Regions from separate parts of the Mus musculus genome. Here all the other regions are linked to region 1. A link is a loop called in an ENCODE intact Hi-C map of the cell type or tissue named here. Cell type or tissue: heart. All regions are shown on one strand.

What was found. Peaks named below come from ENCODE experiments on the same cell type or tissue, not always from the same donor. Only the 100,000 strongest peaks of a DNase experiment are listed, where the experiment ranks them.
Region 2: a loop joins it to region 1, with 3.0 times the contacts of the local background. A loop is called at or near these places in 4 of 42 quality-filtered maps.
Region 3: it touches region 1 in a loop (5-fold over the local background); 2 of 42 quality-filtered maps call a loop at or near these places.

The regions. Positions count from the first base shown.
Region 1 is chr16:87,045,209-87,053,208 of GRCm38, forward strand. It overlaps Gm38477 (a long non-coding RNA gene), which reads right to left and starts at 4,075. Exons shown (of 5, transcript XR_876202.2): 1 at 3,844-4,075; 2 at 1-141. In heart, a CTCF peak has its summit at 4,450; no DNase peak of the experiment used is centred here.
Region 2 is chr16:86,879,175-86,887,174 of GRCm38, forward strand. No RefSeq gene overlaps it. Among named protein-coding and RNA genes, the nearest start is that of Gm32624, 66 kb to the left of the region's middle. In heart, CTCF peaks have their summits at 2,608 and 3,541 (motif pointing left); a DNase peak (open chromatin) is centred at 4,857; H3K27ac peaks cover 378 bases.
Region 3 is chr16:86,451,785-86,459,784 of GRCm38, forward strand. No RefSeq gene overlaps it. Among named protein-coding and RNA genes, the nearest start is that of Gm32357, 220 kb to the left of the region's middle. In heart, no CTCF peak of the experiment used is centred here; no DNase peak of the experiment used is centred here.

The DNA of each region.
Region 1 (8,000 bases):
TCCGTTTTCACAGCACTATGAGTTCTTCTCACAAGGGCAACAATCTGAACCTTTCATCGCCTCTGCTTCAGGGAGAAAGTAACAAAGCAGACGAAACAGCAGTGAGCATGGCAAATTAATCCATCCGAGTGAACAGCCATGCTGCAGGAAGAGGTACGAAAGACACAGAGGATCAGCACCATGCCTACACAAAAGAAATCCTGCACACAATAAAGAAACATGTCATGTGATTTGTGTTTAACCAAATTCACAGGATCTATGATGCTAGGGTCTTCATATTTAGCTCTGAGTCTGTAAACTTACACAAATAAAAATGATTATCAAGGTAACTTATTGCAGTCATGAAGAACTGTGAAGCACTTATGTAAGTAGACTCTGTAAAGTCTAGTTGACCCCCACCACAATGCCTTTTGCTTCACTCCCCGACTGCTCTCAACAATTGTTTTAGTTTGCTCCCTGTGAATTGCCCAGATAATTTCCCTGACATTCAGAAATTTGCTTTTCAGGAAACACTCTGGGTGTGCTGTGAACATGGTGCTAAGATTACAAAAATGTTCTTCTAAGAGTTTTGGCACCATCTAGCCTGTCCTTAGGAGACCTGACGTTAAATCAAACCCTTTGCTATCCAATCCAAACCATGGCCTACAGTAAATCAAAGGGACATAATTATATGCAATAACCTTGTTGTGTGTTCTCACTAGAAGGTAGACCCAAAGGTGCATATAACCAAGGCTGACACATTGCAGTAGAGAGAACCAATTTCCAATCTTGTTGACTTCACATACCAACATACACACACATACACACACACATACATACATACATACATACATACAGACATACACACACCACCATCACCACCAAACTTCCTCCCTCATATTTAAGTTTCATCCAATCAACATGAAAACATTATGATCAAGAAATTTCTACCATAAAGTAAACATTCACTCTAAAAATCCACTAACATGACTAATACATTTGAGTCTGGTACAAGTGATATCTCCTTTGTTAATTTTTAATAATTTTGACTATTCATTCAATATGGTATGTGTATATGTGCAGGCAGGTCTATGTCATGTGGGATCAGAGGACAACTTGTGAGAACCAGTTCTCTTCTTCTACCACGTGGGTCCCTGGGATGGAACTCAGGTTAATTGGTCTTAGCAATGGGCAATTTCACCCACTAAGTCACCTCTCTGGCCTACAAATGTTATTTCTGTCACACACACAGAGACACACACATACACACACACATACTAGCGAGCACACACGCACATGCACATGCACACATACACACACACACACAATTAATTTTAGGTATAATTTCTTTTTTTAATTTTTTTATTTTAATTAGGTATTTTCTTCATTTACATTTCCAATGCTATCCCAAAAGTCCCCCATACCGCCCCCACTCCCCTACCCACCAACTCCCACTTCTTGGCCCAGGCATTTCTTAAACTGGCATTTAATTTTAAATATTTGAAAGGCAATTTTTAAGTAAATATGGCAATGAAGTTGAGGCTTGCCTGCAAAGCTGAGACCCATCGTGGTTCAAGCATCTCACCAGAAATGGAAAATCATGAAATCTGAAGTTTTTTAAAGTATTAAAAAAAAACCCATCCTATTATAAAAATAGCAGTTTTCATTTCTCCACTTTTCCATGTTTTTCCACTAATATAATTGTCGGGGCTATAAATCATTTCAACAGAAAGCAAGCAAGTAGAAAGAAATCAAACATACCCAATGGACTGGAAACCATAAAATAAACAGGAAGTTCAGACTCAAAATTTGAACTTATAAGATAATAACAGTTATTTGTATCTTATTCAAATCAGAAAAAAAATATTTCGACTTTACAGAGTCCAGATGAAATTGGAGAGCTTCAACTTTGTCTCTTTTCCTTGTTGCTTTAAAGAGAAGAAGAAGGAAAAATGCTTGAACCCAACCAGAACACAATAAAAATAAAGTTATACACATATTATTTAAAAGAATCTTTGAACTCCTACAAAACACATTGAATTATGGTTTCTTTTTAAATTCATTGTCAATTTAATATCCTTTACTTTAAAATGAAACCTTTAATGACAATTTCCAAGTTTTGACACTTGAAAGAAACCAGTGAGTCTGATTTTTACTAGAACGAAGTTGGAAAATATTGCAAACAAGAAAATTGAGAGTATTTAACTACTTCTAGAATTTTAGAGTTGGTGAGAACTTCAGACCATGCAGCTCAATATTTTTCAAGATGTATTTTGCTTTACTGTATGTTCCATAATAAAATCCCCTTCCCAAGATATGTTGAAGAAGCTATGTTTTAAGCATCACTTATTGAGGACTGTCTGAAGAAAAGAAGGAATAGAGGAAGAAAAGAAGGGATGGAAGGAAAGCCCCTTCTTCTTCTTCTTCTTCTTCTTCTTCTTCTTCTTCTTCTTCTTCTTCTTCTTCTTCTTCTTCTTCTTCTTCTTCTTCTTCTTCTTCCTTCTCTTCCTCCTCCTTCTCCTTCTTCTCTTCTTCTCCTCCTCCTCCTTCTTTTACTTCCTGTTTCTTTCCTTCATTTTTTGAAAGTCACTTCTGCCCATCCCTTGAGCAGCAAGCACCAATCCACGACACTATTAATGATACTCTATTATACTTACAGACAGGAGCCTAGCATGGCTATACTCTGAGAGGCTTTACCCAGCAGCTTACTGAAACAGATGCAGAGACGTACAGCCAAACATTGAATATAGGTCCTGGGCCCTTATGGAAGAGTTGGGATGAGCTGGGGGAAGGGTTGTAGGCCCTGAAAGGAATGAAAACCCCACAGGAAGACAACAGTGTCAACTAACCTGAGCCCTGGGGGCTCTCAGAGACTGAGCCACCAATCAAAGAGCATTCACAGGCTGGACTGGGGCCCCAAGTACATATGTAACAGAGGGTTCCTTGTCCTGCCTCAGTGGGAAAGGATGAACCTACTGTTGCAGAGGCTTGATGCACCAGTAGGGTGATACCCAGAAGGGCTGCACCCTCTCAGAGGCAAAGGCAGTGTGGGGGAAGGACTCTGTGAGGGGAGGACTAGGAGGAGGGCAGCATTAGGGAGAGAGAGAAAGAAAGAGAGAGAGAGAGAGAGAGAGAAGAAAGAAAGAGAGAGAGAGAGAGAGAGAGAGAGAGAGAGAAAGAAAGAAAGAAAGAAAGAAAGAAAGAAAGAAAGAAAGAAAGAAAGAAAGAAAGAAAGAAAGAAAGAAAGAAAGAAAGAAAGAAAGGAGGCAAGCAAGCCAGCCAGCATTTCTTGATGTAGGGTGCGGACTAATTGGTAGAGTGCTGCTTGCCTAACATGCACAACACACTGGACTTGATCCTCCAAAACTCTATGAACCAGACGCGATAATGTTCCAAGGATTGTCCCAGCTATTATTTCCCTATGGTACTTTGAGAGACCACTTGAGAAGGCTCAGTAATGAGCTTATACAGGTACCTAGAGCCAAGTCATTATGAAAACATTGCCATAGTTCTGAATCTACAAATGAACACCCACAGACTTGATGCCCAAACTCTCTATACCCCTCCAGAATCTGGCGTGGGTACAGCTGATATTTATTCCTACTGGTCAGTGACAGGCTGACCGGGCACTAACTGTACTACAGTTCCCTACCACAGACAACACTTTGCCAGATTGGAGGTCCTCAACCAATCCATGTGACTAATTCGGTGGAAAGCGACAGAGAGGAGGCAGGGCAAACCCAGACCGCTGTTTTAACTTTACTCTTTCCCCAAACTCAATCATGAGTCCACGTTAGAGGAAACGTTGATCTTCTTAATTTCGCAAATGAGAAAATTGAGGACCAGAGGACTGAAGTAACTTACTTGAAGTCAGATAGCTGAAAAGAAGCCAACGTGGGTTGAGAATTCAGTCGTTTTCAGTGCTAAAGGCCATGCAGTGGCTGAAATTTCCTAAAATGAAACGGTGTTCATCCCATCTCTCATGGAGTGGTGAGAACCTGCAGCGTACATGCATCAGTTAAACTCCTCATGGTGTGCCAACACCAAACCATAGCTACTTTAACTTCGGATCTGTCATACAACGTTTTCATCCGGGTAACAGAGGCGGTCTATGGAATGTTTACTATGTCTAAAATCTTTAGAGCGTGCTGTCTATAATGCCTTACTGGAAATTCACCTCTGAGCTAGTAGTAGCTTAACATCACGTGGCCGCTTTGGGACGAGTCCAAGACCAGAACCCGAACCCCTTTCCGCTCAGTGGTGCTCCTTCCTCCAACACCACACTTTTGCTTTTTGAAGGAAGTGTCCATGTTTTAGCACAACCCAAGCCGCTCCGTAATCAGGATGCTGACTACAAATCTACTTTTCTTAAGGACAAGGTGTGAATAACCTCTGAATAAAGGGCCGTGCGATGGCCTGCTGTAGGTTTGAGGAAACTGCCCCCTGTCGGGATGCAGGCACGTGGTGTTTAAAAGACACACTGAACTGTTAAAAGCTCCCTGAAGTTCAATGAGGACTAAAGGAGGTTTGCAAAATTTCTGGTACGTGGAAACAAAACGCTTTGCCATATGCCTTCTTAAAAAAATTATTTTCCAGCTGCAGTCAAATTCACTTTTAAAGACTGGATCTGCAGTATCAAACCTCAGCATCCGGCTACTCAGAGATGGCCCTAGGGTGGATCTATTACAGGCTAAATAATGTCTACTAAGAAACTGGGGAGCTGTATTCCCTGCGCCTCTTTCTCAAACCCCGGCAGACCACCAGTGCTCAGTAGTTACTGCTGTGTGGTACCAGATAAGGTTACAGCAGGGATCGGGAAGTGTCTGTGACTCCGTTTAAAGATAAATTGCTACATTAACACAGAAGGGTTTTGCAAAGGAAGCACGCAATCACGTTGCCATGCTTTTTCTTTTTTTTTTTTTTTTTTTTGGATCCAATTCTGAAAATAAAGGAAGTATCCTCAATAAATCATCTTCCTAATGGAAATGACAGAATTATTCTCCCAGGGGAACAGCACAGACCACTTCACATCCCTCAGAATGGGAGTAGGAAGGAAATGGGGACATAGTTTCCTTGGAGGATCTAAGGATCCTGGACATCTGTTCCCCTTTGTCCCATACAAGTCACTTGTAACAATCTTTAAAGTCATTGTTTATATGCACAGGATAAGCTCCTTCTCAAAAATGATACTGTATCTTTGTTAAATTAAAAATAAAATCTGTTTCTATAGTTCACTACAATGAAAAATAGCATGTATCCAAGTTAAAAAAAATTGTGAATTCTTGTAAACTGCCTTTTTATTAGCAATGTTAAAAGATAAATGCAAAAAAAGACCAGTTGGTAATGGTAGCAGAACTTGGAGAAGGCACCGTGTGATTGTCTTCCCTTGTCAACGTTCTTCTTTTCAAAAACATTCTATATACTCATAATTAAATTATCACATGCTGGCATTTTAAAAATCACTTACCTCTACATCATGTAAGCATCAGGGAGGGCTTTACTGCATCTCAAATTCTCACTAGAGTCGTGTGTGTGACTCAAAGCTTTAAAACCAGGCCTAACATTCACCCCCTTCACCACTTGTGTTTCTTAATTAAGAAATTCTAATGAACTTTGTGCACCTTTTGGCAAGAACAACTTCAATTCATTCCTTTTTAAATGAATCTGTTAGAAGTCAAGGCTTCTTTTCTATTCCAAGCCTTAGGAAGTGCCACTCCCCACCCAGCTTCTGATTTCTGAGAAATTCTTGCCCAGGTCACCAGGGAGTAAGAGCCAGTTTTGAGGTCACCAGGGAGTAAGAGCCAGTTTTGAGGGAGAGCCACGTATACAAAAGTCTTGGGATTTTGGTTTTTTGTTTTTAAATGTGGAGGAAATGTCATTTGACTAAAGCTAGGTAAATGGCACTGCATATGGATTTATAAATTCTGCTGAAACATTTGACCAGATCCTTTGGAAATTTTTCCCATCACTGAAGTCTGTCATTTGTTTCATTTTGGACATGGTGGCAAGGTGATCCAGGACACTGACCCAAAAAATCTTAGTGGCTTTGTGTACAACAACAAATTAATAAAGTAAAGGAATTTTTTTAAAAAAAAATTCAGTGACTAGCCCATTTCAATCATAGATAGATAGATAGATAGATAGATAGATAGATAGATAGATAGATAGATAGATAGATAGATAGATAGATGGAAATATATAGATAGATAGATAGAGATGGAAATATATAGATATAAATATATAGTATATTTTCCATTCTAAGTTCTTTCACTAAATATTTATTCTGCAAACAAAGATCCTAGGAGTCTCTAGGACCTTTTCAGAATGTCTCTATGATTTCCACATTTTTCCATTTAAGCAACTTCATAAAACCAGAATTACCTTTCATGTTTGAACCAAACAACATATTGTAATAAATCCACAAAAAATAGACAAGAGAACTTATTTTTCATTAAGTTAGACACTGCTAAGATTTGAAAGGTATAAAATAATTCCAACATTTTCCTACTGTGTTTGGAAAACGTACCTTTCACAGAAACATTTTTATTCTTATTTGTTTATAACTTCACACATGGGTACTGTATCTATACCATTTCTGCTTCCCCTTCTCCCATCACACTCTTCCCATTACCCCCACCCACCACCACTACCACCATTCCCTTTGGAATCCATCACCTCCCCTTTCACAGTTATTATTATTATCTGTATACAGCACCCAGAGCCTGTTTTTTTTTCCATTTTTATTAGGTATTTAGCTCATTTACATTTCGAATGCTATACCAAAAGTCCCCCATATCCACCCACCCCCACTCCCCTGCCCACCCACTCCCCCTTTTTGGCCCTGGTGTTCCCCTGTACTGGGGCATATAAAGTTTGCAAGTCCAATGGGCCTCTCTTTCCAGTGATGGCCGATTAGGCCATCTTTTGATATATATGCAGCTAGAGTCAAGAGCTCCGGGGTACTGGTTAGTTCATAATGTTGTTCCACCTATAGGGTTGCAGATCCCTTTAGCTCCTTGGCTACTTTCTCTAGCTCCTCCATTGGGAGCCCTATGATCCATCCAGAGCCTGTTTAGTGTTGCTTTTATTACATGTGTGTAGAGCTCACCACTCAGTATTGGACGCTGTATCGGGGGACTTATCCCTGGAGAAAACCAATTCTCCCTCCTTCAGCAGCCTTGAAGACCTGTTGATCTTCATCCAGAGCTGGGAAGACACGAGCGTAGCCTGTCATATGGCACTGATTAAAAGGAGGGAGAAACGAAGAAAGCACACTGAGAACCTGCATTCGTCTCTGATTCATGACTGAAAATGCAGCGTAGCCAGCTGCCTTGCATTTCTGCTGTCACGGCTATAACGCCTCTTTCAACGCCATCCATGCTTTCCCCATCACGACAGACTATAACTGTGAACCACATCCACTCTTTCTCTTGAGTTCCTTTACAAGATATTATGTCATGGCTATTAAAAAGCAATTTATTTATACTTGGCTTTTTTTGATCAAAAGCTTTGTTCTGTTTCTCTTGAAATTTGGTCAATGTGTATGGATCTTACCTGATCTAGCATCTCTCTCTTCCCCTCTCTCCCTAGTTTCCTCCCTCTTTTCTTCCTCCTCTCCTCTCTTCCTCTCTCTGCTCTTCCCTCACTTTCTCCTCCCTCAGTCTGAATGGGTGAGAGATCACTGTCATCTCATCCCAGTTGAGGTCATTCTGGATGTGCTAAGTTTAACCTTCACACAGCATCAGCAGTCATATAGGAATAAACCAAACAAATACCAATTATTACAGCCTGAATAAGAACCCAGCCCAGCCATAAACATTAGAGGCATCACAAGTAAGCTTTACTTTCAATTACTAAATGCTGGCTTCATTGGAATGCAGCTCGACTTTGACAATCAATAACTACTTTTTTCTCCCTTTTTCTCTCTCCCCTGAGAATTTGCTATGAATTTGCAATGAATTCTGCAGATTCTCACTTTGTGTGATCCCATACTCTGAACTCTTATTTCTAAACTCTCTTCT
Region 2 (8,000 bases), 170 kb before region 1:
AACTATTTAATTCTATGTTTCTGATACTCCGAATATCCTTACCGATATAAACTATGCATTAAAAAGGCTAAATCTATCTCATGTTTACTTTACTTTATCTGGTTACTAACATGTTCTAACAAGCCCAGTATCTCTGTAAAAGTATAAAGATCTAAGAACTTAAAATGAAATTGATCTTTCCATGAGGACTTGAAGGTATTTATGAATGAAGGTTGGTAAACAGATAGCCTCATCTCACCGCAGTAAGAACTTACAGAAACATCTGAAACTCTCAACTGGGAACCCAGGAGACAGTATCATCTTACCAAGCTAAAATATCACCTCTCCATGGACAGTAACTTTGGGAGAGGAACACAGCTACTTAGGGAACTTTAAGCTACTATTACAGGCAATGAAATAAAACATATATTGTGGGGTGGGGCGGGGGGAGACTTAAAGAGCTGAATGTTCCCAGGAGTTATATAAACTATATCTACATGTCTGTTGATTACTGTGACTGAAATTGAATCTTATTCCAAGACCCTGGCCTCTTGTCCTTCCAGTAGACTTTGCTAACCTCAAAGATATCAACTCTCAGTACTTTTAGAATTAAGAACTTAAGAGTGCTCCTTTTGGGTTTTGTTTGTGTTTGTTTTCATTTCAATAGTCTTAATTAAGATATAACTAAAACGATTTCCTCCATTTTGATTCCTCCCATTCCTAACTTATACACGGACCTAAACAACCCATGGAGTTTGTCAGAGTGTGTGACTTCAGCCTGCCTTCATTGTCTTGGATAACCAGTTAGAACCTATAGCACAGCGAGAGGCTAATTCTCACTCTCTTACTTACAAGCTGTCTGTCGTTGTTCATGCAAGAGTGGAACATCCTGAGATTTTTCTACTTCTTTATTAGCATGTCTGTTGGGACTTTGTTTGTTTGAGTTTTGTTAAACAGCTATATTGTTGAGTTCTCATGGGTGTAACTTTTCTGTGGATTCTAAGGAGGAGTCATAATCGCGAAGCAGACATCCGGGTTCTCTCGCTCTTACTATTTTTTCTCCCTCATCTTCTGTGATGTTCCCTGTGCTTCGGCTTCAGGGGCGATATTGTAAATGTATCTGTTTGGCACTTGTCTCCTAATGATCTGTTGATGACATGATGTCATGGCATGATGACTAGGTGTGTCTTTCTATAATGGTCTCCATCTACTGCAGAACTGTCTCTCACAGGGAGGATGAGAGCTACAGATATTTGTGGGCATAAGGATAGGCTTTAGAAAAAAAGTTAGAAATTATACCTGGCTAGTAATATGGTAGCAGTAGGCTTTCTTCCAGGATCCATGACCTGGATAGTTCCCTAGATTTTCGGTACCAGGCACTATATATTCTAAATCTAACTTAACAGAAGTTGGTTACCACCAAGACATGCGTGCCAATGCTGTATCTTTAGGGATAGCTTGACATGGTGGTTCAGTTTATGGTTCATAGGTATCAGAGCTGGATAGGGCTACTAATTCCTTCCCTCCCTTGGTAAGTTGCATAGGACTTTCTTATGCTAAGGAAACTCATCCACAGGAAGAAGGACATCAGGTTACATGCAGTTAGAAGCATCTGGGTCCCATAGCCTAGGGATGCTGCCTTCTGTAACTTCAACCTCTGGGATGCATCCCAGGGCAACACCAACTGCCTCCATTATTTTGGGAGTCACCTGGACTATCCCACAAATATCTTGAAAGGAGGTTTCTTGTGACTGGCTCTGGAGATTTTGTCAGATACTTTGTCAGAAATGCAGTAGTCATGTTAATAGTATCGAAGTCTTTTGGTCAGCTACTGGATATTTGTCTTTTTGTAAGTATTCACAATGGAAGATGAATGACAGTTGTTTACAGCCATTCAACAGCACGAGTTATTTTTTTCCAAGTTTTACTAGTCTCTAGATACCTTTTCTGACAAGCTTTACAATTTCAAACAAGTAAATATTTTATATGTGGCAGGGCTTCATAAAAACTTTTATTACCCTAACACTTTCAGATAAACTTAGGTAAACATTCTTGTGTCGTGCTTACAAAAATAATGAAAACGGACCTCAGCTTACATATTTTTATATACTGTCAATGTTAGTATTCAGCCTTCACAATGATATTTTCCCCTGGCCATAGGTACTATGTTTTATTATAGATATTTATTTTATTTTAGGAAAGCTGATGTTAACATAGTTTAGCCTTCACATAAAAGCTCAAATGAAGTAGTGCTCCAAATGATGTCTGTTAGAAATTTAAATGTTAAAGCAATTTCAAAACTTTTCTTAACAAGCAGATTCACTGCTAAATCACAAGACAGGTTCATTAAAAGACGATTAGTAATTTATAAAATATATAGTAACAATAAAAATAGTCACTAAAACTTCTATATTTTTTAATTGTGGTAAAAACTGGCATAGTAGGGTTTTCTTAATATGCATTCTTTGCTTCCTAACACTTGAAATTGTCGTAAAATTTAGAGAACATGTAGGATTTCCCCAATTCTTATTAGTACATGCTAGCTACTTTTTAGTAACTTTTCTAAATTTTGAGCACCCTGAGTTAAAAGGTTTTGAAAAGTCATTCTGCCACCTTGCGTTCCGTACTGTCAAGGCAGTTTTGTGCTTCTGGGAAACCACGGGAAATTTTCTGCCAACAGGGAAGTCTTAATTCTGAATCAGAATTCTAGAATCATCCTGGACTCCTCTGCCTGTATTATTGTTTCCAAGTTTTCATGAACCTATCACAGATATTTGTAACTCAATATATTCTTATGCCAGAGTACGGATTCAATTCTCATTATTTTTACTAAGATTTTGAAAGACAAATAACAAAACTTTAATTGAAACCATATGTGATTCTGTAAAAAAAAAAATGTTTTCTTACATATTCTTAACTGAATGACTAATTGATACATGAAAGTATACATATTGTATACTTTTTTAATGAAATATAAACAAAGAAAAACAAGCTTATATTTTAAATACTTCTTTTGTGTAAGTGGTGAACAACTTGTGTGTGTGTGTGTGTGTGTGTGTGTGTGTGTGTGTGTGGTGTGGTGTGTTTTGAACTCAGAAAACTAGAAAAAGCAAAACTCCAAAATTCCATAAAAGAAAAGAAAATAATACAAAAACCCAATGATAACAAAGGATTGTTGTAAATCAAGTTGAACATCAATAAATAGCCTCTCAAACCTACTTTATTGTGAGAACACAGTATGTAGTCTCAAGGCTATTGATGCAGGGCATCTTCATAATGGTTGACCTTGCTTTCTTAGGCATTTCTTTCCTTGATACGGAGACTCCTGAACTTTTTGTATTTCATTCTGTTCTTGAAAGTCATTGAAGGACTACATCAGAAATGTATAGATATGACAGTTGGGGTTGTAGGGAAAAGGTGGTTACGGTACTAGTCATAATCTTAAAGGGCCTTTTCCCTCCTCTTTCAGGGGGACTTTTAACTTACCACAAAATAACTGATTTGTGTGACTACAATCCCTCTGAGGAAATGATCAATGTGAACGGTGTGCTACTGCCATCTTGTGTCCGAAAAGAGTCCCTCAGTTTCTGTAGCATGCTAGTTGGAGTGAGGAATTCAGAAATGTTCTGAAACTAGCCTTCAGGCTTTTGCAGTAGAATGTAGGAGGGAGAACTTTAGGCTGTGGGTCTCACGAAGCAGCTGTTAAACCCAGAACGCATGACATTCTTGAAGCTGCCAGGGTGTGCATGACTTAACCTGCTCCCCTCGGACTTTTACTCTGAGATGATACTTTTAAAGTTTCGAGCAAAAATTGGAAGTCAGAGAAAGCAACAGATGAAGGCAAGAGAATAACACTTTATCACTAGAAACTACATGGAATTTTCAAATGTTAGAGCCATAACATTTTTCTCTAAGTCTTAGTGTATTAATCCAATATAGTCAGTCAATGCTTCAAAACTTGGGGTGCTTGAATTTAGAAAAAAAATCTTAAAGCCATCAACACTTTCAAAATCCTTTAATTCATTACATTACATCAAAAGAATTCTCAGCATTATGACTGTTAAATATCAGGCCAAGTTGCTGAGAGGATTTCACTATTGTACATAAATATCCAAAAGATGACCTTAGTACTTAGCTATTCTCAAAATCTACGCAATGTAAGAACAATCATGAATATTAGAAAGAGCACAGGAGTGACCCAGTGCTAATCTGCCAACCCAGCATGAACTTTCAGCATCCTCAAAACGCCAAGTACATCAAAGAGAATTCCTCACTCTGGAGAAATAAATGTGTCCTGAATCTCAGTGGAGAGACCAAGTATCACACTACTTCATCACCCAGAACTGAATCTACAAAATTATCTCAGCTATAGAAGCAACACCAGGTATTATGGGAGTATGTCCAGTCATCCCGTAACTTCTGTGACTGAAGGAATCTGAAGTAATCTTTTGGCTGAGAACTGGTCTTGGCTTTGCATTTGAAATCATAGGCAGTGATAGGCTGGTTTTCAGGCCAGGCACCGCCCACTGATGGATGCTTCTGCCTGGCTGCAAGCTGATCATCTGCAGATGGAGAATTGGGTCTCTGTTATCATCATTTCTTTTATCTGAAATCAATCTACTCTTGTTTTTAGACTTTGATCCTATAGTCAGCCTCCTATAAGACAGGCTTTGCCAGCACATCTATACAAAGATGAACTGCTAATGGGAGCCTCAGCTAAAATAACATGCACGGGTTTCCAGGCTGACTGTGACCCATCGATCCTTCCCTTAGCAAACATGTCTGACGTCAGGACCCCTGTACCTGTGCAAGTCCTTGCCAGAGAGGAGGCTAACAGGCAGAGCTGGCATGGACGTTAGGCTGCATTGTTCTAGTCTTGCCCATCTGATATTCCCGTCTGAGAGGAAGAGCTGTAGGAACTGATATAACTTTGGAAAGCCATACTTCCTTCCACTTCATGGTTCTTGACCAATGAAAACAAAGCACCACCAGCGGCAACACCAGATTTGCTTAGAAATCACAATAACAGACTAAAGCATACAGAGTTTTTCTTGTGGACATTGCCAGCACATTACCCAGCCAAGTCCACCCTTCTCTGAGAAATCGGTAAATTTCCCTCAGTGCTCAGAAGATGACAGTGAATCCCATGACTTTTAAAGCTTTATAAACGCAGTCTTGCTTTATATTATTGACAGCGAAATTAACTGCATTGCTTCATAACCTTTGAGAAGAGAATTTAGAAATGTTAGATATCCCTTTAGAAATTTTAAACACAAAATTTCTCATATAAAAATACTTTCTTATCTACAAATACCATAATAGAATTATGGTAATGAAAATGTAAATATATAAAATAGAAAACGATTTTGAAATCCATACCAGTGGAAACTGTAGTGGTTATAAAATAGTACTCCTGAGGCTAATTCTGACTGCTGAAAATGACCAGCAGCATCTGGGTATTTTCCTATCCATTATGCATATTATATGTTATCATGGCTTGCCATGGTTGTTAACCTTGGATAAAATTGAATTTGTTAACAGGACTGTTTTGTGGAAAGTTAGACCACAGTGTACTGCTGAAACACGCAATGAGATTAAGAGGGAGGCTCAAGGGTCACCAAGGTCATCACACTCAAAAAATGAGGATGGCTCCTGGCAGATTGGGTTGATTTGAATGCATTCACTAGACCCTTGAGTCTTTTGCCTGGTTTCAAATATGGCTTCTACTGTTGAGCACACTCCTGATGCAAACCCATAAATTCCTCTACCAATGCCCAGCTTACATTAGACGTGTGTGTTGGCACGTCGAGCACTGTGAGTTAAGTCTCTTCTTGGTAACGTCAGCCTGCCTGCAGTATTCAAAATGAGGAGTTTGAAGGGATACTTTGAATTGTTGATGTTCGTCCTACTAGACAGACATTTGGAATGTAGGGGGAAAAATGATCTAAAATCAGAAATCAAACTTTCAAAAAGATTACAAATTTATTCTAAACTGTACCCAGATGTATTATTTCAAATTTACCAAAATGTTATTTGTGTGTTTTCAGTGAGAACAACAATAAAGATGCTAATATACACAGCATTGGAGAGAAAGGGTTGGGCAGGAGGCCTCAACCCTACACAAAAACTATAGGAAGCTAAGAGATGCTAAGAATTGGAAGAAACATTCTTCCCCAGGCAAGAGCACACCAACTGGTTATTCAGTACCACGTTGTCAGCCCTGAAAACGGACATGCAAGTAACATTATACAGATTGAACAGGCTGTTCACGGGTATAATTAATGAGAAAGAGGCTGTAAATTTGAAAACAAGTAAGGTATAAGAAGGTTCAAAGAGATTAAAGGGATAGGCAAATGGTATAATTGTAATCTTAAATAATAAGAGAAATAACAAAAAATAAATTCAAGTGTCTCTTATATCCTATTCCTCTAAAGTCTTCTAATGTTTAGAATATTTTAGTGAGATCCTTTCTATTAACTTTTTTACTATTCCTTTACTTAAAGGAACTTAATTTACAGTGACCACTGTCAACTATCAACCACCTGTGTCTCATGGTAAATAACTAGGAAAAGTATGTTTTATACAAATTTCAACTGTCTAAGAAAGTGATTAAAATACAGGAAAAAATGTCCCAGATTTCTTTCCCTTTAGTGAGATTCTTAACACCGCATGTTTAAAAAAATTCATTTTAGAGAGATTCTTATCATTACATGTAAATAAGAAGTGTTAACAATCACAGTAGCTTGGAATTGCCTAAGACACTAGCTTTACCTAGCTTTCTTGGGAAATAATTTTTTTTTTTATTTTATTTGAGGTCTGAGGTTTCAATTCCTATTTGATTATGAACCTAGATTGAGCCATAGTCGTGCAATATCGCTTAAAAAGCAACAACAATAAATAAGGTTTTGTTGGGTTGTATCCACAGGAATGTAGTGAGGTTCACTGCTGAGCAGAATCTTGGATTTTGCTCATTAAAAGCTGGAATATAAAATGACCAAGAAGAGGTCTAACAGAAAGCAGACTCTGCCATATGGCTTCAAATTGATGGCCCCAGTGAGAGAGATCTGAGACAGCGTAGCCATCTACTACATCATAAGAGATCCATCTAGGAAGAGAGCAGAAATCATGTCGAACACAATACATGAAACACAAGCCAACATGGGGGGGGGGGGGGAGAAAGACCTGAAAGACTTTCAGATGGGGCCCTGAGGTGTCGAACATCTTTTTAAAGAGGTCTATCACAGGATAAAGCAACCAGAGTTCTTCCCATCAACAAAAAGCCCCATAAGTCAGAGGGCATGGGATGTTACTCATGCCCTCACTTTGGTTCTGATTAGCCCTTTAACCCTTAGTCAAACATCAGTGTTTGGTTAGAAATTGTTTACAATTAATTCCACACAATGAGACAAACTGTTTTTAAGGCGCATTCACTCCCTGGCCAGTTACCACCATAATTAGCCAATAATTGCTTGCGGGTTTGTTCTTCAGCTTTTCCTTTTTAAATTTTTTCAATTATGTACTCTGCAAATGTCTGTGAATACTTACTCCATTCCAAGCTTGAAATTTTAAAAGCACATAATAAAAATTTAAGTTCAAAACCCATTTGATTAAAATTGACTGAGATTCAAAGACTCTTATTTTAAACTATGAACAGCAATTATTTTAAAAATGAAAAACTGAGAAATATTAATGAGTCTTACCTAAGGTGTTTTTGTTCAGGAATTACCTTGATGATAACAATTACTATTTTTTTCTAAAATTTAGAGGAAGGTCCATCCCTATGAATAATCCCAGTAAGAGGATTGAAATGACACTTCCACTGTGGTCCTCCACATCCTGATGGCTGGTTTTACTACCAACCATGCATTTTCGTCACAGTTACTGGCCAGTCTCAAATAAGCTGTACTATTTAATGCCATTGAACTAAATGATTGAGTTCCTATCTACGTGGAATATATGAAAACATTATGGTAAACTGACTTAAAGTAAGGAATCAGTGAAAAGAAATCGAAACAATCTGA
Region 3 (8,000 bases), 590 kb before region 1:
TAGTGAGGTAACCCAATCACAAAAGAAGTCATTAGATATGCACTCACTGATAAGTGGATATTAGCCCAGAAACATAGAACACCCAAGATACAACTTTCAAGACACAAGAAAATCAAGAAGAGGGAAGACCAATGGGTGGATACTTCATTCCTCTTTAGAGTAGGGAACAAAATACCCATGGAAGGAGTTACTGAGACAAAGTTTGGAGCTAAGATGAAAGGATGGACTATCCAGAGAACACCCAACCCAGAGATCCATCCCATAATCAGCCACCAATCCCAGACACTGTTGCATATGCAAGTTTTACATCTTAAACACAAATAAATATTTTTGGAAACAAACAATAGGAAACAACCTTTGACAGGGAACATGGCAATGGATTCATAGATGGGACATGAGACCATGGTAAGCAGGCAAAACCAGACAGAGAGATGACATAGAAGCCATTCCTCTTTGTGAAGCAGAGGTCAAGATTTACAGAATTAAAGCACAAAGAAAGGAATGCAAACTCACCTACTATTATGTTTGTGGTCTAAAAAAACATATAAAATTTTTCTATAATGTGCCAACAGAAGTGAAGGGGACTCAACTTCAACAAGACCAAGGGGTAAAGCAAAACAGCCCCACACTAGTGTAATAAAAAGTGCAATCATCACACGCATGATCAGCCCATGTCCCTTGACAAACCAAGTCAACAAGCAGATTATACAACTCCTATTTTGTTTTATCGAGAGTCCAATATTAGTGATCTCAATTTCCTTGATTATCCCTTTTTTGTTTTTGTTTTTTATTAGATATTTTCTTTATTTACATTTCAAATATTATTCCCTTTCCTAGTTTCCCCTCTGAAAAACTCCTCTCCCCTCTCCCCCCCCCCCTGCTCACCAACCCACCCACTCCCACTTCCTGGCCATCAGATTAAATCTCAACAATATCCTATGAGTTACATGCCAGCACATCAGTGGTAAAAATAGAAATCTGCACCGAGTGTCACATTTTACATAGGTGTTAAAGAGTAGTTCAGAGAGTAGACCATATATAGAGTGGGGTGAGCTCCAAGGCACTGCTTTAAAAGAATATTGAACATCAAAATCCATTAAAGAGTTTATCAAGGTAGAACTGAGGACAGACATGATGATAGTATGTTGACACTTTGTGTATAAATGAATAAGCAATATACCTTCCTTATCCTTTATCCTAAATCTGTGTATATAGTTAAAATTGATTTCTACAATAAATGCCAGTCCATGGTAAGAAATACGGATAAGAGAAATGTAGAGAAGGCTCATCAGCTATTGCTTTTGGAGAAAACATAAGTTCCAACTACAGTGCCCACATCAGACAGCTCACAACTGCTATAACTTCAACACCAGGGAGTACCTGGCCATCTGTCCTCTGTGAGTATAAGAACTCAGGAGCAGGTGCCCACAGAGAGGCAGACACATAATAAACAGTAATATGTCTCAATCTTAAAAAAATATCAAAACATAAGTAAAATTTACAAAAACATTAAAAAGCAAAGCACTATTTAAATTCACTCATTAAAATTCCCACATTAAAGTAACTTTACAAAGGTAGATGACAACCAGCCCTATTGCAGTGATTTTGCCATTTTGGAATTCATATATTTTGAAGTTGCACCAATAATCTAGACTATTATTATAGCAATTGTCCTTGTATAAAGTTTCTTTCTATTTTTCTTTGCTTCTTTCTTTTCCATATATTTTACTGTTCCTTTCTCCTTTTCTTTTTCTCTTTTTATTCCTTCTTCTCTTTTAAATTATTTTGAGACAGTGTCTTTTTGTAGCACTGGTTGTCCTGGAACGAGCTACTTATATGGAGATGGCCTTGAAGTTGCACATTCTCTTCCATCTGCTTCCTAACTGCTGAGATTAAAGCATGTGTTACCAATCCAATCTACAATTATAGTTATATGGTTATAGATTATGTCCTTATAAACACTTTATAGTTCTCCCTCATTTCTCCATCATAAATGTAAAATAGAATTGTTATTTTCTGCATTGTGGACTTATTTCCGTATCACATTTACTAAAACATACACGCAAAATATAATAATAAAAGATACTTCTCAAGAGTTTTTCATTTCCTTTTAAATGGAAATACATTTAAGACTTTAGATATAACATGGAATCAACAGAAAACTTAACTTCTCTTGTTTGCTTTACAGTGTGAAACTGTCTCACGACTACACTTTATCATAATCTCACCTTTCTGAATTCATTATTGTGAATGTTTAGCATTATTTATAGTTATTAACAAGCAACTGTATAATATATGATGCACATACTACCAGCTACCATGCCATCTTCTTTAAGAAAGCAAAGGCTGCCTCCAGTTTAAAATTTTCCTTTGATTTGGCCTTTCTTGGAAACTGGTCAAACACTTGCAGAATGTGAGATGGCACACACAATAGAGCTCTGTCACATAAGTATGACTCAGGGGCTGATAATTTCTGAAAACTGCTCTGGATACTTGTGTTCTCATTAGGATCAGAGTTATTTTTATAATTTCCTACAGGAAAAATTCAGGACAGGACAAGGTTCAAAAGGAAGGCCAGGAAGAAAAGACACAGAGGTTATTTTTTGAGTTAATTCCTGCAAAATTGTCTCTCTGGCACCATGCTATTTTAAGGACCAGATTGTTATTCTTGAAAATTAGATCATGTTGAATTAAAGAATGTGATACAGAAAAGATTCTTCCATATGGTAAAGTTATTTCATAGAAATATTTTCAGCTGTACAGTTACAATAATAAATATTAAAAGTTAAGCATCTGCATTTAAAGCATAATTGTTCTATTGAGAGAAATAATTAGAAAGGAATGCATACCCTTGCTAATTATAAATAATAATCTAAGTAATTAGAGCTATGCATCCCTAAGGACTTTCTAAGCACAAGGCAATCAAGTTCCAGGTGGGTACGTAGTTTTTAAAGTAGTCTGCAAGTGAGACCTCACAAAAGGTACTTGGCACAGCTAGAATGAGCAGATAGTGCTTCTAATTGTAATGGAATAATTTGACAATAATAACTCACATTTAAAACCTGATTTAGAACCGAGAGTGAACAGATGTTCATGAAATTCTTCATATAGACTATGCTCCATTGTCAATTCCTTTTACTCCTTGGAAAATGATACAGACTCAAGTAGGAAAGGACACACTGTTCCAAACAACAATAAGAATGGAAGCTTAGCTCTGTGTCATTTCCTGAATTTTCGTGAATTCATCTTTATCTTTGTAGTCTAGCTCATTTCCTTTCCCAAATTAGAACAAAATTCAAAAGTTATTTATAGTTTCATTCAGCTAAAATTAAATCAATTACCTGTGATGCTTCATGCTTCCTTCTGGCTCTAAGTGTTCATCGTGACCTTTCTCATAGAGGGAATTGCAGCATATTTCTTATTAGCTTTCTCTCTAAAGATAAGCTTAGTATGTGTGTAAGAAAGAACATATTGGGATACTTAAAGTGAATCCAAATGCCCAGTAAGCATGGCCTGAAATTGAGAGAACGTTAAATGTGAGAACAGAAGCATTTCAGAAAAAGCTCATCTTGTCTTCATTTTAGGTAGTAAGGAATTATTTAGTTATATCAATGAAATAACAATAACACAAATAGCATATTAATTATAATTTGAGACTCAATGTTTAACTGTGTTTCCCGGGCACATTACAAAAAGACATAACTTTAAAATATGGACTACAGGCATGTAATTGGTAGAAGAGAAGTCAACAAAATGTGAAAATAAGAGTGGTGATAATCATCAGAAATGGTTAAGTCTGTAAAGGAGAGTTATTTGAAGCTAAAGTAAAAGTTGTCTAATTTTATTTTATTAAACTCAAGATAATAGAGAGAATTTTACTGAAATATCACATAGGTTGTTAGAAACATAAATCCAGAATTCTTTGAGATCGAATGCCAAGGAGCATACATAAACTCTTGAAAACAGATGTAGTGCATGTCTCTGTGTGTGCCTGTTGGGATGAGTATAAGACTAGACAAAGAGATGAGTGTAGGACTAGTCAACGCTTTGACAGATCAAGAATGAACCCATGACATATTGTAGAGCAGGAAGAAAGAAAGAAAGAAAGAAAGAAAGAAAGAAAGAAAGAAAGAAAGAAAGAAAGAAAGAAAGAAAGAAAGAAAGAGAGAGAGAGAGAAAGGGGGAGGGAGGGAGGGAGGGAGGGAGGGAGGGAGGGAGAGAGGAAAGACAGAAAGAGAGAAAGGAAGGAAGGAAGGAAGGAAGGAAGGAAGGAAGGAAGGAAGGAGGGAAGGAGAGAGAGAGAGGGAGGGAGGAAGGAAGGAAGGAAGGAAGGAAGAAAGGAAGGAAGAAAGTGAGCGAGCAAATAAAGAAATAACCCAGTGACATCCATAAGGAAGAACCATTCAACAGCATCTATTGATCTTGAAGCAGTTTTAAGACTACCAGGTTGAGGAGAGGCCACTCTTGTATTTTAGTGCTGTGATGCCATAGATGGAAAACAAAGTCAGAGGGGAAGGGAGAATGTATTTAGCAAAATAACTTCAAAAGAAGTGAATAAATAATAGGAAATACTCTGAAAAAATAAAAAGTCATTATGAAAAGAAGGCAATACCAAGGGAGGGTGAGTGTTTTTAGAAACTGTTTTTTTTGGGGGGGTTGTTTTTTTTGTTTTTGTTTTGGCATGAAGGACATTAGACACTCTTTCTAAAGTATCATCACATAATGATCACTGAGTCAAGCTCTGGGGAAGAATACATGCTGGAAGATGCCTTGCCCTAGTATCCCTCCATGTGCTTGAACATTAGACCCATCAGGAGTAAAAGTAGTTATATTCTTCTTTTTCGTGAGATTTCACTATGTCAGAGCAGAAGCTTGCAGAATTTCAGGATTCCCAGACAGATTTTGTCACAGACTCTTAACTGTCCCCTGTATGCTCCTAAAAAAGAACCATTTAAAAACTGCTGCCTGGATTCTGTGTCCATTCATCCCTCAACTAATGATTTATTAGCCATCAAAAGCTGCTTGCACTGCCCATTTCCTTCCAGGGTGTGACAAAGGGAACACAATACCCTTGCACACCACTGCAGCACTGCACACCACTGCAGCACTGATGTGCACTCTCCTGTGAGATTTCCAGTGCAGCGAAATGAATTCGTGTTCTATGACACATTTTTCAATCTATTCACTTTCCAGTTGATTCCAGATAGCCTTCGCAGGAGAAGGGAAATACATTCATGCAACTACTGTTTTCAGTGCAGAGAGGCATGCAACTTCTTGACAGACAGAGGAAGAAACCCACGGCAGAGAGGGGAGGATACGGGGAAAGGAGAAATGACTTGAGTAAATGAGCATGCGTTAGATGATTTTTTTCTCCTTCATAAGAAGCACTCTATGCTCCTTCCTGACTCACAGGTCTAGGAACAACTCTCCAAAGCCAGGCAATTACATACTGCTACTTGCTTACTCTAATCTAACCTGAGAACATGCTGTGCACATGCTGAGTTACCCCTCCCCCATCAGACCTCCAGTTTAGTCATTCCTTAGCAACTTCACTTTCTGCTTATCTTGTCAATGGGTTCAACTGTGTTTTTCCACCATATTTCTGCAACTTCTGTTTCTAAAACCTTTCTTGGCCCTTTAGTTTGAATTATCTGTTAGCCATCTTTGATTATGTCTTTGATAGTTAATAAAAATTCAATGCATGGCAGTGTACAGCAGACCACAGCAGTTATTTTCAACTTAGTAAGAGAAAATGAGGAAGGATCAGGTTGAAGTGATGGAAAAGGAAATGACCAGTTTTCTTGATGAGCTGGGACAATGTAGAGTAGTCAAGTTAATGAAGAATCCTTTTCCTTTCTTTAGAATTTTATCAATTTTTCATTTTTTGTAGAGATGACATGTGATATAATGTGCTATTGCTTAATAACAGTATATTGTTATTGCTTAATACCAAGGTATATTAAATGCAAGTATAAAGACTGGTGTTAACCGAAATTAACAGTCTTTAGCTTAAGTATAAAGGAAGGCTTCTAATTTTACTAACTCAGGGAGAAGCAAATTTAAAAAGAGGGAATGGTATAGGATATTGATGTATGTTATTCATTTAGGATACAGGGGCAGAGCAGAAATGGACAGAAAACATATAAGAAAGCATCAAACATTTAATCAAATCCTACCACTATCGATCTACCATACTGAACTAATAATAAAGTTATTGAATTTGGATGAATACTATCTGTACATTTAGTAACTCAGTAATTGACAGTAGCGCAATTATAAAATATGTTTATAAAAGAAGACCTAGGAGGTTTCCTCTTGTAATAGAAAGAGAAGTGGTGGCTCACAGAGAAATGACTGATGAAGCTTTTCAGAATAGGCTATTATCTTCATTAATTCAATTATGTGCAGGTAGTTTATTAATTAGCTGATATTTGAGATGAAGGCTTTTGTTCTTTAAACAAATAATTGTAGATTCTTTGTCAGATGGTGAGAATATCTCTTGAATGATAAACGGTTTTGGTAGAAATGTAATAAATTCTAAAACCTTTGTGTATTCTATTTGTTTATTTACATATTGTATTGGAAATAGGATGTTATCTATACTCATCTATAATTAATAAAAATTCTCATGAACACTGGTATTAAGTATTTAATGAAGAATTTACATTGCAAGAAAAGTAAAGTTCAAATTATTCTTAAAGAGCTTACAGCAGTGTACTGTAGTAGTATAGGCTAGCATTTATATAATCTCTCATCTTGGTCAGATTGCCCTTCAGATAACATATTTTAGCAAAGATGTATGCATCACAAGAGAAAAAGTTTTACCTGTGTTATCTGTAACGTAAATCTCAGGATCTTTAACGATGCATAGAATATGAGGTGCTCAATGAACCTTATTAAATAAATTAATAAAGTTACTTTATTGATGTTGATAACTAATAAGTTAGTGAACATCAAAAAGCAAAGTATGGACAAAACGAATATCACTGTGCTGCTTAGATCCTTATCAACTTGGCACTCATAGTGTAATCTGGGAAGAGAGACTTGGTTAAGAAAATGCCTCTTTAAGATTGGGCTGTGCATATGCAGGGATCCATCCCATAATCAGCTTCCAAACGCTGACACCATTGCATACACTAGCAAGATTTTGCTGAAAGGACCCAGATATAGCTGTCTCTTGTGAGACTATGCCGGGGCCTAGCAAACACAGAAGTGGATGCTCACAGTCAGTTATTGGATGGGTCACACGGCCCCCAATGGAGGAGCTAGAGAAAGCACCCAAGGAGCTGAAGGGAACTGCAACCCTATAGGTGGAACAACAATATGAACTAACCAGTACCCTGGAGCTCTTGTCTCTAGCTGCATATGTAGCAGAAGATGGCCTAGTCGGCCATCACTGAAAAGGCCCTTTGAACTTGCAAACTTTATATGCCCCAGTACAGGGGAACGCCGGGGCCAAAAAGGGGGAGTGGGTGGGTAGGGGAGTGGGGGGGGAGGGTGTGGGGGACTTCTGGGATAGCATTGGAAATGTAAACGAGGAAAATACCTAATAAAAAAAAAGAGAAAAAAAAAGATTGGGCTGTAGACTTGTCTATGAGGAATTTTCTTGACAAAAATGATCCATATCATTGGGGGTGGTGTCAAGCTCAGGCAAGTGGTTCTGAGTTGCATAAAGAGAATAATCTGAGCCACAAAGAGCAGGTCAGTAAGCTGTGTCCCTCCATGGTCTCTGTTACACACCCTGCCTGGAGGTACCTGCCTTAGTGGAATCTCAGGCTTGACCTCCCTTAGTGATCAAATGTGAGCTGGGTGTGAAAGCCAAATGAATCTTTTCCTTTCAAAATTGTTTTGGTCATGGTGTTTACTATAACAATAGGAAGCAAACAGTTATTACATAAAATTTTAAGTTATGCTCAGTATAATCATATAATCATGCTTATTTTATTTGTTTTTGTTTATTTGTTTGGGGGCAGTTAATATTAAGATGGCATAGGGATAGT